2 separate regions of the Homo sapiens genome follow, and region 2 is linked to region 1. A link is an interaction called in ENCODE POLR2A ChIA-PET data of the cell type or tissue named here. Cell type or tissue: PC-9. All regions are shown on one strand.

Region 1 (8,000 bases):
GCAATGGGGCAATCTCGGCTCACCGCAACCTCTGCCTCCTGGGTTCAAGCAATTCTCCTGCCTCAGCCTCCTGAGTGGCTGAGATTACAGGCATGCACCACTATGCCTGGCTAATTTTGTATTTTTAGTAGAGATGGGGTTTCACTGTGTTGGTCAGGCTGGTCTTGAACTCCTGAGCTCAGGTGATCTGCCCGCCTCGGCCTCCCAAAGTGCTGGGATTACAGGTGTGAGCCACCGAGCCCGGCCCAGAGTTGGTTGTTTTTTTTTTTTTTTTAGATGGAGTCTTGCTCTGTTGCCCAGGCTGGAGTGCAGTGGTGCCATCTTGGCTCACTGCAACCTCCACCTCCTGGGTTCAAGCGATTCTCCTGCCTCAGCCTCCCGAGTAGCCGGGATTACAGGCGCCCACCACCACACCCGGCTAATTTTTGTATTTTTAGTAGAGACGGGGTTTCACCATCTTAGCCAGGCTGGTCTTGAACTCCTGAACTTGTGACCTACCTCGGCCTCCCACAGTGCTGGGATTACAGGCGTGATCCACTGCGTCTGGCCCAGAGTTTTTTGTTTTTTGTTTTGTGACATGCATTAATTCATTTACTCCATGAGTGTATGAACTAGATATCCAGTATAACTTCCATTATTCTACTTATTATTGGTACAGTAAGGGAGACATAATGAGAGTTACTACTCCACCAGGCTGTTGTAGGGATTGAACTGCTCAGCAGGAGTATGTGTAAAGCACTCAGAAAACTGCCCTGTTGTTATCGTCATTCTCATTTTACAGATGGGGAAACTGAGGCATAGTTAGCAAGGAGTAGGGGTCAATCATGAGCAGGCTGGTTCCAGTGCATGAGTGGAGGAGGCCAAGGCAGTGGCTGGGGAGCAGAACAGGAGAGGTAGGGGCGTGTGGGGCATCTGAGTGGAGGAGAAGCATGGGGGCCCAGGCCTACCCTCTGGCCTTGACCTGGGAGAGGGCCTCCATATCCCCAGGGATGAAGATAAAGGACAAACAGCCCCCAGATCCCTCTGCCTCATCTTTCTTGGAGAGCTTGGGGAGGTGTGAGGGCCAGGTCCCTAAACTCTGGCTCCCTTCTGTTTGGGGCTCATGGGGCTCGGGGCTCATGGGGCTCAGGGCTCCACAGCGATGGGCCTCTGGACTGGTCTCTCCCATCCGGCCTGGCACCCTAGCCCTGGCCCATGCGTTGGGGACAAGGGGCCTACCCACTCTGTGGCTGCCAGTCCCCCAGCATCTGGGCAGAGTGATAACACCCTTCCACCTCCCTACACATGTTGAGGCTTTACTCCCACAAAGCCCTCTTCTCATTTTTATTTATTTATTTTTTTTGAGATGGAGTCTCGCTCTGTCGCCCAGGCTGGAGCACGGTGGCACGATCTCAGCTCACTGCAACCTCCATCTCCCAGGTTTAAGCAATTCTCCTGCCTCAGCCTCCTGAGTAGCTGGGGCTACAGGTGCCTGCCACCACGCCCGGCTACTTTTTTTGTATTTTTAGTAGAGACGCGGTTTCACCGTGTTAGCCAGGATGGTCTCGATCTCCTGCCCTTGTGACCCGCCCGCCTCGGCCTCCCAAAGTGCTGGGATTACAGGCTTGAGCCACCGTGCCCGGCTAATTTTTTGTATTTTTACTAGAGATGGGGTTTCACCGTGTTAGCCAGTGTGGTCTCAATCTCCTGACCTCGTGATCTGCCCGCCTCGGCCTCTCAAAGTGCTGGGATTACAGGCGTGAGCCACTGCGCCCGGCCTAAAGCCCTCTTTTCTATAGGATCCCATCTAATCTTCACAGCAATTTGGGAGATAGGCCCTTATTATATTAGTCTTACAACTGCAGGAGCCACGTGGGAAGGAAGGGGATTGCCCCAGGTCACACGGCTCCTCCCTGGGCCAGCCCTCTGCCATGATTTTTGCCGCAAATCATGAGCTCTTACTCCCACGCCGCCCTGTTCCCTGCACTACCGGACCCTTGGTGGCCATCTAGGGGATGGAAGTAGCTGTCCCTTGCGGATGATGACCCCTGTGCCGGACTGGGGATGGGGCTGCATGAGGCATGGTTTAGAGTCACCAGCATTCAAAGGGGCAGAATCTGAGTCCAACTTCATTCCAGGCTGGGGACACCTGGGGAGGCGGGAACCAGCTGTGTGAGGAACAGAGCCTCCAGAAAGGTGGGGTTGGAGTGGGACGTGCCTGGGCAGGCAAGTGGGGACAAAGAGGGCGCCGGCACACCTGGCGGCCAGGCAGCCCGCGCCCGCCAGCACAGATTCAAAGTGGAGCCGAGGCTGTGATTGGCGGCCCAGCCCAAGCCCCACCCCTTCTCTCACCTCCCAGGCCGCTGGGAAAGACGCAGGGAATGGAGAAGGCCCCTCATCCCGCCTTTAACCACGCAGCAGTGGCCTGGCTGGTAGTGAACTGCTAACAACCTCTCCTGCTCCAAACCCTGCCGGGCCCCCGCTTGGCATTCTGGCGCCGCCTTCGGTCCCAGTGACTCCTGGAGCTGCTGGGGCTCCGGCCATCGAATCACCCCTCCCTGAGCCGTCTTTCAGCCTGCGGCCTCCTCCACTAACTGGTCTTACCCCAACCCGCCCTCTCCAATGTCCCCTGTTCTCTGAGCGCTCTCCCAGTCCAGCCACCAGCCACGGCCAGGCCCAGGACGGAGTCGCTTTCTGGGCCCCGTCCCGTGCCCATCGGGCTTTTCCCCCACAGCGGTGGCCCAGCCCCTGCTTGGACCCCGGGGACTCCGAGCGCAGCTGGGCCGGGGGTGGCAGCGGGGGAGGCCGGTGCACAGGTTGCCGGACCGCGGCGGGGGCAGGCGGCGGAGGCTGGGCGGGAACCCGACTCTGGGCCCGCGCCCCGCCCCGGCGCAGATGGCGGCGGCGCGGGCTGGTCCCGGGCCGCCGCTGGGGGCTCGGGTTTCGGCCGAGAGGGGCGGGGCGAGCGCCTGGGGGCCCCGGGGAGGCTGCGGCCCAATCACTGCCCGGCCCGGACGCTGCCCCCGACCCCGGCCTCCAATCACTGCCTGGCCGGACCGCCCCCGCTCCGCTGCGTCCTTTGTTCCCGCTCCCCTCTGCCTTCCCGGGCGCCCCGCTCCGGCCCTGCGGCTTCCGGCCCGCGCGGACCCTGCCGTGTGGACGCGTGTGGGCTGCGCCCGCCCCGGGCGCACTCCGGGCCCCAACGCCAGGCACAGGCCCGCTTGTGGCTGGGCACGCTCGTGTGCCCTTGGCGGCCCCGGGCGCTTCGGAGGGCCTGGCCAAAGCTCCCAGAAGAGCCCTTTGGAGGGACTGAACTTTGACCAGGGGCAGAGGGCAACGGAGGAATCCAGGACCCGGGCAGTGTCCAGCCCGGGCCCCACCTTCCCTTCCCGGGCTGCGGCTCTCCTCACTCTCAGCCTCCTTGCTTTGCCCACGCTGCTGCCATGGCCTAACTTCTTTTCACGTACATTCCAGCCTTCCTTCCAGACCCGTTTTGGGGGTGCATCGTCTGTGACGCCACCCCCACCCCGGTAGTGGTCCCTTTTTGGTCTGGGTCTGAGGCCTCCCCAGCAGAGAGCCCCAGCGCCCGGCAGGGCTCACTTACAGTGCTGCAAGGGGCCCTCAACAAGCCTTGGTCCCCAAGCTTCCGCGGGCACCCCAGGCCTGATCTTGGTTCCGTGTGAGGCTGCGTGGAGGCTCTGTCACTCACTGAATCGGAGCCGCGGTGTTCTCAGCGGTGAAATGGGCACGATAATAGTTAACGGGGTCAACTCTGTTTCCCAGGTCAGGACTGTCGTAAGGATTAAAAGAGCTGGCCGGGCGCGGTGACTCACGCCTGTAATCCCAGCACTTTGGGAGGCTGAGGCGGGCGGGTCACGAGGTCAGGAGATCAAGACCCTCCTGGCCAACGTAGTGAAACCTAGTCTCTACTAAAAATGCTAAATTAGCTGGGCGTGGTGGCGTGCACCTGTAGTCCCAGCTACTGGAGAGGCTCAGGCAGGAGAATCGCTTGAACCAGGGAGTTGGAGGTTGCAGTGAGCAGAGATCGCGCCACTGCACTCCATCCTGGCGACAGAGCAAGACTCAGTCTCAAAAACAAAACAAAACAAAAAAACCCTAAAATCTGTGAAGAGCAGAATACCCAGCTAGGAGCCATGGTGCCTACAGAGGCCCCACCCCTGCCTCTTCCTAATCCCCAGGTCCAGGGGACACTCCTGCTCTCTGTCTCCCTCCTGGAGTCCCCTCCCTGGACCTCTGCACCTTCTGCTCAGGACCCCACCCTCAGCCCCTTCTCCCCTTATTCTCTCCACCTTCTGCCAGGCCAGCCAATCTCAGACCTCCTTGCCCTGGCCCCACCTCTCTTCTGGGTCCTCTGGAGATATCCCTCAAACACCTCCAACCAGTTTTTCTCAAATTCAACGTCCTCAGCAGCAACCCACTGGCCACATGTGTTTCTATTTCTGTGGAGGACTCACCATCCTCACCACTGCCCACCCTAGAGACCCGAGTGTCCTCGTCACCCTAGTGGCACCCCACCGTATGCTGGGGCCAAGCCTGTGCTCTCAGGCCTAGCCTACCCTGTTCTCCCAGGGGCAGCGCCTTGGCCCACACTCTTCTCCTTTTGGCCTGATCTCCTAATCTGTCCCTTAGCCCTCTGCCTCCAGTCTGTAGGACCCACTGCCGGGAGGGCTCCCCAGCGCTGCCCTCAGCGTCCAGTCCCAGCTCCTGGGTATAACTGACAGAGCCCAGCTCCTGGGTGTAACTGACAAAGCCCTGCCATCTGGCCCTGCCTGCCTTCCTGTTTCAACTACAGGCACACAGAATTACTCCCGCTGAAGCCCGTGATGCAGGCGAGGAGGTTGGGAGTGGGTCCACCTTCCCAGGGCCCCTAGCAGCAGAAGAAGGGCCAGGCCCTGGGGGCAACCAGAGGGGCAGCCGAGGCTGGGAGCAGGCTGGCTCTGCAGACAGGCTCTGCAAACAGGCACACAGGGTGTGAATCCTGACTCTGCCCTTGCCCTGCTTAGTGACTTTGGCTTGGTTACTTACCCACTCTGCCTCTCATGGTATCCCAGATGGGTTTAATATCACCTTCTGGAGAAGAATTTGGGACCCAGGGCCAAAAATGGTCAGGGGCTGCCTTCCCTCTGGGATCCCCCAGGGCCCCAGCTTCTAAATCACTTGGATGGGGGGAAGCGGAGGAGGAGGGCCTGATATGGAGGAGCCAGTTGGGAGGCACTGGGGAGGAGGGGAGGAGTAGGGGGGCTGAGGGGGCAGGGGAGGCTGACAAAAGAGACCAGCTGCTGTTTGCACACAAACCCCAAGTTGATAATGAGTGGAGGGGTGGGGCGGGGCGGGGAAATGGCTTGGCAGGAGCCTCTGCCAGCTGAAGAGGCTGCCCAGAATGCCCCCCCCTACCCCACAGACCCCAGCTCTGGGCTCTCACTACCCACGCCCAGGGCATAAATCTGCTCCCAAGACTGCAGCAGGAAGGGCAGGAGGGCCCAGTCTGGGCAATCTGGTCCCCACTAAGCCCAAGGCTTAAATCCTTCTTGGGCCACACTCATCCTGAGCCCTGCCCTGGGGAAGCGCTTGTCATGGAGCCCATGACCCCGCAAGGAGCTGGGAGCAGGCCCAGGCTCCCTCTCTGAGCTCCTGGTTAGAATGAAGGCCCTTGGAGAGGCTCTGAAGAAGAGGGGAGGCTCCCAGATGTGAGGCCTTGAAGAGTCCTCTGTACTGCAGCCTCCCGGACAGAATCAAAAAGGCAGACCCAGGGATGAGGGGTCAGGAAGCCCCTGTCAGCCCCTTTGCCCCCAGTAATGCCAGGAGGGCTCTGGGTAGTCCCCTAGATAGGATGCAGACAAACAAAGGCAAAGAACAAACTGTTGCAGTGGCTCACGCCTGTAGTCCCAGCTGCTCAGGAGGCCAAGGCAGGAGGATTGCTTGACCCTGGGGTGTTGGAGGCTACAGTGAGTCATGATTGCACCATTGCACTCCAGCCTGGGCAACAGAGCAAGACTCCATCTCCAAAAAGAAGAAGAAAAAAAAAAAAGCTAAGGAAGACCAGCTGGGCTCCCTGGGTTGTCAGGAGTGGGAACCCCCCCCCCCCCGTTTACTCACCCCCATCTGCCTGGAGAGTCATGGAAGGGCTTCCCTTTCTGTGGCCCCAGGGCCCTGCTCTGTCCGTTTGTGCATGCACCCCCCTGCCCCTAGAGTCTGACTGGCCTGTTGGCATCCCCCTCCAGGCAAAGAGCTGCCCCGTGCCCGCAGCCGCCTCCTGCCATGTGGGCTGTGGGCGCAGCTGACAGGCTGTGCGTGCAGGAGAGCGAGAGCACGTGCTCCTGCTGCTGCCGGGTGCCAGCCTAGCAACGGCTCCCAGGGGCCCAGAGAGGTGGTGCTGGCAGGGGATGGCAGCTCTGGTGCCCTCCCCACCGCGCTGCCTCCTAGTTCCCTTGCTGCTTGAGCTCCCTGCCAACACCTGCTCCAGAAGAGGGTCAGCCTGGCACTGGGCCCCAAGGACAGCAGTGGACCACAGCAGCCTGCACAACTCGGAGGCCTCAGTCTTCTGCTGGGGCTGGTCCCTAAGAAGCCAGGGGCTGAGCTTCATGGGGAGCAGGGAGGAAACCCCGCTGTGTGAACCAGGAGCCCCGCCTTGGGCAGAGCATGGTTGAGGAGCAGGATGGTTCTCTTGGGTGCCCTTCCTAACAGCTCACCCCCTTCTCAAGGCAAGAGGGAGACTGGGTGCGGCAGGAGGGGAGGGAGGTAGAAGAGCCAGGCAAAGGCTTGGAGGGGCGATGAGAGAGGTTGGGGGAGAGGCACACAGCGAGGAGGAGGAGGATGGGGAAGGGGAGGAAGAGTGAGAGGGGAAGGGGGAGGAGCGGCATGCAGCCAGGTGGTGGAGGGACCTTGAATGCTGAGCAAGTAGTTAGTCCTGGTGTCAGTGGGAGCCACAGAAGATGCTGAGCAAGGAGCCACCAGAGGCACAGAGCAGGAGGGAGATCACGGCTACAGGGCAGTGAGAAGAAGCCAGAGGGGTCCGCATTCGGGGAGTGGTGCCCTCCTGTAGGGGCAGCTGGAACCCAGGCCTGGTTCCAACCTGTGCTTGAGCTGCTGTGGGCAGCTAGGCAGCTGTGATTTGGGGCAACATGATGGCCTGTCCCTGTTTGTTGGGAGGGTCAGATAGTATAATGTGGGCAGAGCTGTCCTGGAAGGGAATTACTGTCACTAGTAGGGAGGAAGCATGGCTTGGATTGGGGCTTAGGCTCCCGAGTCACAAGGCTTAGCCTCTACGTGTCAGAAATGGGCACCTTTGCTCACTTCCCCTCCTGGGCTCTGGGGGCAGTGGTGTCCACAGTGAGCGCTGGTGGGCTCCTGAGGGGCCCTGCTTGGCACTGGTCATGCAGCTGGGGCCACAAGCAGTATGTGTCCTTGAGCCCAAATGTGGCACGAGGTGGTGAGGGGAGGAGCTTGGTCTGAGTGGGCACGTGAATAGGCAGGAATGCGGGGGGTTTGAGCAACGGCCCACAGAGGCAGACCAGTAACCAGCGTGAGGGGCTCCAGAGCCCTAAGAGAGGCCTGGGTACCACCAGGGAAGAGGCAGCCGGGGACAAGGAGCCAGCAGCACACCAGGTTCTAGAGGGTGAATGGGACTTGATATGAAAGGGATGCTGGAGTGTAGACGTTTTCCTCCTATGCCTGAGCGTGTGCCCACGTGCCCGCCCTGGTGCACCTGGATGAGTGTGTGTTCGGGATGCTTTCTCTGAGCTGGATTTCACAAGCCACCACAGGGCCCACCTCACTGGGGGGCTTCCAGGGCACCGGGCCCTAGGGATGGAGCATGCCTATTTAAGATGCCAAGGCCAGTGCCAAAGAGGCCAGCCCAGTGCCACCCGGAGAGGGGACTGAGCTGGCTGGGGCCCCAGGCCTTACCCGGCCCACCCTCCCAGGCCACAGAGGAGGCATTGATGGCACAAGAGCACCGCAGCTGGCGCAGCATGGGCACTGCTGGGTCTTGGAAGGGGGAG
Region 2 (8,000 bases), 140 kb before region 1:
AGACCCAGGGTTGGGGGACAGCTTGTCCCAGCAGGCTTATAAGGTTGGCAAAACCATTTTGCAAAAAGATGCCCAGGAGAACTTTAGCATCTGTTTATGACTTTTTTTTTTTTTAAGACAGGGTCTTGCTTGTCACCCAGGCGCTGGAGTGCAGTGGTGCGATCACGGCTCACTGCAGCTCTGACTTCCCAAGCTCAGCTGATCCTCCCACCTCAGCCTCCTGCGTAGCTGAGACTACAGGCACACACCACCATGTCCACTAATGTTTCTATTTTTTTCGTAGAGATGAGGTTTCACCATGTTGCCCAGACTGGTCTCGAACTCCTGTGCTCAAGGGATCTACCCACCTCGGCCTCCCAAAATGCTGGGATTACATGCGGGAGCCATCGTGCTTGGCCTGTGTATGATTCTTGTATGCATAAATTATTACTATGATGGTCTGCCAAATGGTGATTCTAAACCCCATCATCCCTTCATTTCCGAGCTGACTGTGACTAGAAGGAGAAACTTCCTCTTATCACTTTTATTTATATCCATGTGGACCCATGATTTCTTATTCTATTCAAAGGATACTAATTCATTATCATTATTTGTGTTGATGTTCAGATTTGTCCCAGATTTGACCAGTGGGAGCCCCTTCAAGTTGGATCGTATATCCTTTTGATGTGTCATTATGAATATTTTGTATTTTCTGGCACAATACAATGTTCTAGGCTCATCTCCTATTTCTCTGGGCTATCCTGGAATAAGCCATTTTCCAAGGAGCTCTGGCTCCTTTAGTGGAGAATGATGGAAACCAAGATCAGCCGGGCACAGTGACTCACGCCCGTAATCACGCCTGTAATCACGCCTGTAATCCCAGCACTTTGGGAGGCCGAGGCGGGCAGATTGCTTGAGCCCAGGAGTTCAAGACCAGCATGGGCAACTTGGTGAAACCCCATCTCTACCAAAAATACGAAAACTAGCCAGGTGTGGTGGTGCATGCCTGTAGCCCAAGCTACCTGGGAGTCTAAGATGGAAGGATCACCCAAGCCCAGGAAGTCAAGGCTGTAGTGAACTATGCTTGTACCACTGCACACAAGTGTAGGGGACAGAGCAAGACCCTGTCTCAAAAAATAAATAAATAAATAAATAAATAAAGGACAGGCATGGTGGCTCACACCTGTAATCCCAGCACTTTGGGAGGCCGAGGTAGGTGGATCACCTGAGGTCAGGAGTTCAAGATCAGCCTGACCAACATGGTGAAACCCCGACTCTACTAAAAATACAAAATTAGCAGGGCATGGTGGCGCTTGCCTGTAATCCCAGCCACTTGGGAGGCTGAGGCAGGAGAATCACTTGAACCCCAGGAGGCAGAGGTTACAGTGAGCTGAGATCACACCATTGCACTCCAGCCTGGGCAACAAGAGCGAAACTCTGCTTAAAAAAATATATATATATGTAATAATAGTCATGAGATCTGGGTCAGATCTGGTGGTAATGAAATCAGTGCTCAAGATCTGGGTGCTGAGTGTGCTCATTACTGTTGGGTTGTTGCTGCTCCCAGACCCTCCAGTGGGCAGAGCTAGGGAATATATGTATGTATAAATATATAGATATATACACACATACTATATATACTGTATGTATACACACATATATATTGATACTTTTTTTTTTTTTTGAGATGGAGTTTTGCTCTGTCACCCAGGCTGGAGTGCAGTGGCATGATCTCAGCTCACTGCAACGTCATCTCCCGGGTTCAAGCGATTCTCCTGCCTCAGCCTCCCAAGTAGCTGGGATCACAGGCACCTACCACCACATCCGGCTAATTTTGTTTTGTTTTTTTGGGTTTTTTTTTGTTTGTTTGTTTGTTTTTTTAGTATTTATTGATCATTCTTGGGTGTTTCTCAGAGAGGGGGATGTGGCAGGGTCATAGGATAATAGTGGAGAGAAGGTCAACAGATAAACACATGAACAAAGGTCTCTGGTTTTCCTAGGCAGAGGTCCCTGCGGCCTTCCACAGTGTTTGTGTCCCTGGGTACTTGAGATTAGGGAGTGGTGATGACTCTTAACGAGCATGCTGCCTTCAAGCATCTGTTTAACAAAGCACATCTTGCACCGCCCTTAATCCATTTAATCCTGAGTTGACACAGCACATGTTTCAGAGAGCACGGGGTTGAGGGTAAGGTTATAGATTAACAGCATCCCAAGGCAGAAGAATTTTTCTTAGTACAGAACAAAATGGAGTCTCCTATGTCTACTTCTTTCTACACAGACACAGTAACAATCTGATCTCTCTTTCTTTTCCCCACATTTCCCCCTTTTCTTTTCGACAAAACCGCCATCGTCATCATGGCCCGTTCTCGATGGTCGCTGTCTCTTCGGAGCTGTTGGGTACACCTGCAGAAAGGCTGTCACTTCACACTTGGAAGATTGCACAGCAGCCAGGCAGAGGCGCTCCTCACTTCCCAGACGGGGCAGCCGACGCCCGGCTAATTTTTGTATTTTTAGTAGAGACAGGGTTTCAGCATGTTGGCCAGGCTGGTCTCAAACTCCTGACCTCAGGCTATCTGCCCGCCTTGGCCTCCCAAAATGCTGGGATTACAGACGTGAGCCACTGCACCCAGCCTGATACTTATTTTTATATCTATCTATAAATGTTGAAAAGCATGCACTGACATCAGTACCTGTAATTCCAATTTGACACCACAGCATTCATCCCTACGACACCTCCCTGAGAGGAAGAAACTCGTCTTCTGTTATTTTCGCCATATTTCCTCTTTGGGCCAACCTCCTCAGTGTGTAATTCACCTTCCGTTGCTACCATCACTGCCCCTACCAGACCCCTCCTAACCTAATCTGAATCCTCACTCTGAGCTGTTGCCCACTCACTGCATAGACACACTTCTCATAGCACCCAGGCTCCCAGGTAGAAGGAAACACGCTCCATCACTGTACATGGGAATGACAGCATTTCTAGAGGACAAGTTTAGCAACAGCTACCAATATATAGAAGTCTATCCTTTTGGCTCTGAAACTTTACCTGTAGAAATTTACAGAAAAAAATAGTAGCTCAGGCCAGGCACAATGGCTTACACCAGTAATCCCAGCACTTTGGGAGGCTGAGGCGGGCGGATCACTTGAGGTCAGGAGTTCGAGACAAGCCTGGCCAACGTGGTAAAACCCCAACTCTACTTCAAAAAGTACAAAAATTAGCTGAGCCTGGTGGTGCGTGCCTGTAGTCCCAGCTGCTGAGGAGGCTGAGACAGGAGGATCACTTGAACCAGATCATGCCACTGCACTCCAGCCTGGGTGACACAGCAAGACTCCCAACTCAAAAATAAATAAATAGTAGCTCAAATATAGAGAGATAAGTGGTACTAGTTATAACCTTGTTGTGATAGGGAAAAATTGGAGACCACATGAATTTTCCTTGTCTTAGCCCCCTAGAGACTTGTCTTTGTCTTAGCTTCTGAAAGCAGAGTGTCCCGCATGCCTGCTAGAACCGTCTCCCTGAAAGATCAGATAGTTTGTGGATAACTGACTTCCTCCAGAGATGTTAACTTTGCAGCCCTTTCTGGCTGTGTTTGTACAAGGGTCCAGAGGGCTCCTGGGTATCAGAGAAGGTCCTGGGGCAGAAAGCAAAGATGCAAGGCGCCAAGCTGAGTTGGGACTCTTTTTCTGTAGATGCAGCTGGAATCAAAGTCCCACCAAGGGGAGGAGACAGGGACCCCAAAGGCACCTGCTATCTTTATCAATAGAGAACAGACAATAATGGGACACCAGTGCTGTGGAATGGTGTGCAGGCGTTTGAAGGAGGGAGGTCAGGCCACACAGGCTGTCCTGGAAAGGCATCCAGGCAAGGTATGTTGCCAAGAGAAACCTGTAAAGAATGTAATGACATGGAGGGTTGGATTTCAGATATGTAAATTACAGGGTGGGCTTTTTCTTTTTTTTTTTTTTTCATTTTGTTTTGTTTTGTTTTGAGACAGAGTCTCGCTCTGTTGCGCAGGCTGGAGTGCAGTGATGTGATCTCAGCTCACTGCAACCCTCTCGGGTTCAAGTGATTCTCCTGCCTCAGCCTCCTGAGTAGCCTGGATTCTAGGCATGTACCACCATGCCCAGATAGTTTTTGTATTTTTAGTAGTGATGGGGTTTTGCCATGTTGGCCAGGCTGCCTTTTTTTTTTTTTTTTTTGAGACAAAGTCTAACTCTGTCACCTAGGCTGGAGTGCAATGGAATGATCACGGCTCGTTGGAGCCTTGACCGCCCAGGCTCAAGCCATCCTCCTGCCTCAGCCTCCTAAGTAGCTGGGACTACAGGTGCACCACCACACCCAGATAATTTTTTATTTTACTTTATTTTATTTATTTATTTATGTATTTATTTATTTTTGAGACAGAGTCTCGCTGTGTCGCCCAGGCTGGAGTGCAGTGGCGCGATCTCAGCTCACTGCAAGCTCCGCCTCCCGGGTTCACGCCATTCTCCTGCCTCAGCCTCCCGAGTAGCTGGGACTACAGGCGCCCGCCACCATGCCCAGCTAATTTTTTGTATTTTTAGTAGAAACGGGGTTTCACCATGTTAGTGAGGATGGTCTCGATCTCCTGACCTCGTGATCCACCTGCCTCGGCCTCCTATTTTTTATTTTTCATAGAGATGGGGTCTCGCTATGTTGCCCAAACTGGTCTCGAATTCCTGGGCTCAAGTAATCCTCCCACCTCAGCCTCCCAGAGTGCTGGGATTACAGGCATTCACCTGGCCCTTAGTCACGTTTTCTTTTCTCTAGCTAGCTTTACTGTAAAAATATAGTACATAATACACATAATATACAAAATTCATGTTAATCAACTGTATGTGTTATCTATAAGGCTTCCAGTCAACAGTAGGCTATTAGTAGTTAAGTTTGAGGGGAGTCAAAAGTTATACACGGATATTCAACTGCACATGGGGTCATCATCCCTAACCCCCACTTTGTTCAAAAGTCAACTGTAATTCAAGAAGTCCTGGAGGGAGGCTGAGGCAGGAGAATGGCGTGAACCCGGGAGGCAGAGCTTGTAGTGAGCCAAGATCATGCCACTGCATTCCAGCCTGGGCGACAGAGCGAGACTCCGACTCAAAAAAAGAAGTCCTGGGGCATCTGCAGAAATAACTGTGGACCAACTACAGGAGGAGCAGATAAGAATTAGTTTCGACCACAAGATTGGGAACAGATCAAGGGCACGGCATATTCATGCACAGGAGGGGATGGATATTGGCATCAGAGCAAGTATTGAGCTGTGGTGGCCTCTCAGTGAGGATGGAGGACACAGGAGACCCACTGTGGGACTCGATGTGATCACTGGCTTCCCTTAGACATTTGCAGACATGGCTTGAACGTGCTGACAGCTCCTCTCTCCGCCTGGGGGCGCTAGTTAGCACAGTGGAGTGTCTTCTGTATGTGCTGATTTAGGCCAGAGTGCCAGGGAGTTAACACCCAGGAACACGCTCCTTCTAGGGGTGGCACTAGTAGAGAAATGCGCCATGAGCAGCCAGCATCCACGATGGCCCCAGCGATCCCCGCGTCCTGGTGTGCACACCCTGGTGTAGTTGCCTCCCACATTGAACAGGGCTGAACTGTTCTACGGGATATTGAGGAAATGACAGCATATGCCATCCAAGGCTAGATCATAAAAGCATTGTGAAAACTAAATTGAGCAAAGGACTTGAATAGACATTCCTCTGAAGAGGTTATACAAACGGCCAGTAAACACGTGAGAGGGTGCTCATTATCACTCATCATTAGGGAAATGCAAATCAAAACCACAATGAAAAACAAAATACCACCTCGCATTCATTAGGTTGACTATTATTTTTTAAAAACCAGAAAACAACAAGAGTTGCTGAGGATGTGGAGCAATTGGAACCCTTATGCACTTGTGCGCTGTCATCGGGAATGCAAAATGGCATCACTAGAATGGAAAACAGCACAGCAGTTCCTCCAAAAATTAAAAATAGAATTATCATATGATCCAGCAATTCCACTTCTGGGCATATACCCAAAACATTTGAAAGCAGGAATTTGAAGAGATATTTATACACCCATGTTCATAGCAGCATCATTAGCAAAAGCCAAAAGGTGGAAACAACCCATTCATCTGTCCATTGGCAGATGAATGGATAAACAAAATGTAGTATATACATAAAATGGAATATTATTCTGCCTTAAAAAGGAAGGAGATTATGACATATGCTGCAAAGCAAATGAAGCCTGAGGATATTATGGTAAGTGAAATAAGTCACAAAAGGACAAATACAGTAAGAGATACCTAGAGTAATCAGATTCATAGAGACAGAAAGTAGAATGGTAGTGGCCTGGGCCTGGGGGAGAGAAATGGGGGGTTGTTATTTAATGGGTATGGAGCTTCCATTGTGCAAGATAAAAATAATTCTGTGGATGGATAGTGGTGATGGTAACACAACAATGTGAATGTACTAAATGCCACTGACTGTACACTTGAAAATGTTCAGTTGATAAAATTTATGTGTATTTTATGACAATTTAAAAATATTTAAAAACAAAAGCATTGCAGCTTCTACCTTACAATCTTTTGGATCACTGCTTTGGGGGAACCAAGCTGCCATGTTGTGAGGATGCTCAAGCAGCCTCGTGGACAGGTTCACACAGCAGGCAACCAAGGCCTCCTACCAACAGCCAGCACTAATTTGCCAAGCAAGTGAGCCACCCAGCAATGCTGGAAGAGTATCCTACAGCCCTAGTCAAGTCTTCAAGATGATTGCAGCCTCTTAAGAGACCCTGAGCCAGAACCATCAGCTTACCACAGAAATGGTGTGAGATAGTAAATGTTAATTGTTTTAAGCTGCTATATTTTGGGCTTATTTGTTATAGAGCAATGGATAACTAACACCCTCATACACTATTGGTGGGAAAGTAAAATGGTGTAGCCACTTAGGAAAACAGGCTGGCAGTTCCTAAAATGATTATAGAGTTGCCAGATGATCCAGCACTTCTACTCCTGGATATACCCAAGAGAGATGAAAACATGTGCCTATACATAGACATGAATGTTTACAGCAGCTTTATTCATGATAGCCAAGAAGTAGAAATAATGCAAATGTCCAACAATGGATTAATGAACAAACAAATGTGGTATATCCATACAATGGAATATTATTTAAGCATAAAAAGGAACAAAGTAGTAATATATGCTATCACTTGAATGAAACTTGAAAAGTGAAAGAAGCCAGTCACATAAGTCCACATATTATATGACTCCATTCATAGCAAAGTCCAGAACAGGAAAATCTATAGCGACAGAAAACAGATTAGTGGTTGCCTAGGGCTGAGGGAGGGACGAATAGACGTGATCACTAAAAAGAATGGAGTTTCTTCGAGGTGATAAAAATGTTCTAAAATTGACTATGATGATGATTGTACATAGATGGTGGCAATAAAAACCACTGCACTTGGCCGGGTGCCGTGGCTCACGCCTGTAATCCCAGCACTTTGGGAGGCCCAGGTGGGTGGGTCACCTAAGGTTGGGAGTTTGAGACCAGCCTGACCAACATGGAGAAACCCCGTCTCTACTAAAAATACAAAATTAGCCAGGCATGGTGGTGCATGCCTGTAATCCCAGCTACTGGGGAGGCTGAGGCAGGAGAATCGCTTGAACCCGGGAGGTGGAGGTTGTGGTGAGCCAAAATCGTACCACTGCACTCCAACCTGGGCAACAAGAGCGAAACTCTGTCTCAAAACAAAACAACAACAACAAACACAACACTGTACTGTACACTTTCGATGGGTATGTGAATTATGTATCAATAAAACTGTTTTTAAAAATACACCAGGCACAGTGGCTCATGCCTATGATCCCAGCACTTTGGGAAGCCAAGGCGGGTGGATCACTTGAGGCCAGGAGTTTGAGACCAACCTGGCCAACATGGTGAAACCCTGTCTCTACCAAAAATACAAAAATTAGCAGGGTGTGGTGGCACATGCCTATAATCCCAGCTACTCTGGC

The links. ChIA-PET counts read pairs that join two places held together with the same protein. Peaks named below come from ENCODE experiments on the same cell type or tissue, not always from the same donor. Only the 100,000 strongest peaks of a DNase experiment are listed, where the experiment ranks them.
Region 2: POLR2A ChIA-PET joins it to region 1 with 13 read pairs; 6 of 35 experiments call an interaction of 5 or more read pairs at or near these places.

Annotation. Positions count from the first base shown.
Region 1 is chr2:231,678,187-231,686,186 of GRCh38, forward strand. No RefSeq gene overlaps it. Among named protein-coding and RNA genes, the nearest start is that of PTMA, 26 kb to the right of the region's middle. RefSeq lists enhancers at 1,741-1,820, 1,784-2,576, 1,981-2,070, 2,141-2,220, 3,370-4,161 and 2 more and a silencer at 2,611-3,330. In PC-9, CTCF peaks have their summits at 2,118, 2,322, 7,391 and 7,596; DNase peaks (open chromatin) are centred at 2,305 and 3,025; H3K4me3 peaks cover 2,519 bases; H3K27ac peaks cover 2,545 bases.
Region 2 is chr2:231,536,354-231,544,353 of GRCh38, forward strand. It overlaps LOC105376787 (a long non-coding RNA gene), which reads left to right. Exons shown (of 4, transcript XR_001739928.2): 3 at 3,670-3,846. Among named protein-coding and RNA genes, the nearest start is that of NMUR1, 9.9 kb to the left of the region's middle. RefSeq lists a silencer at 1,971-2,171. In PC-9, CTCF peaks have their summits at 5,374 (motif pointing right) and 5,573; no DNase peak of the experiment used is centred here; H3K27me3 peaks cover 2,147 bases.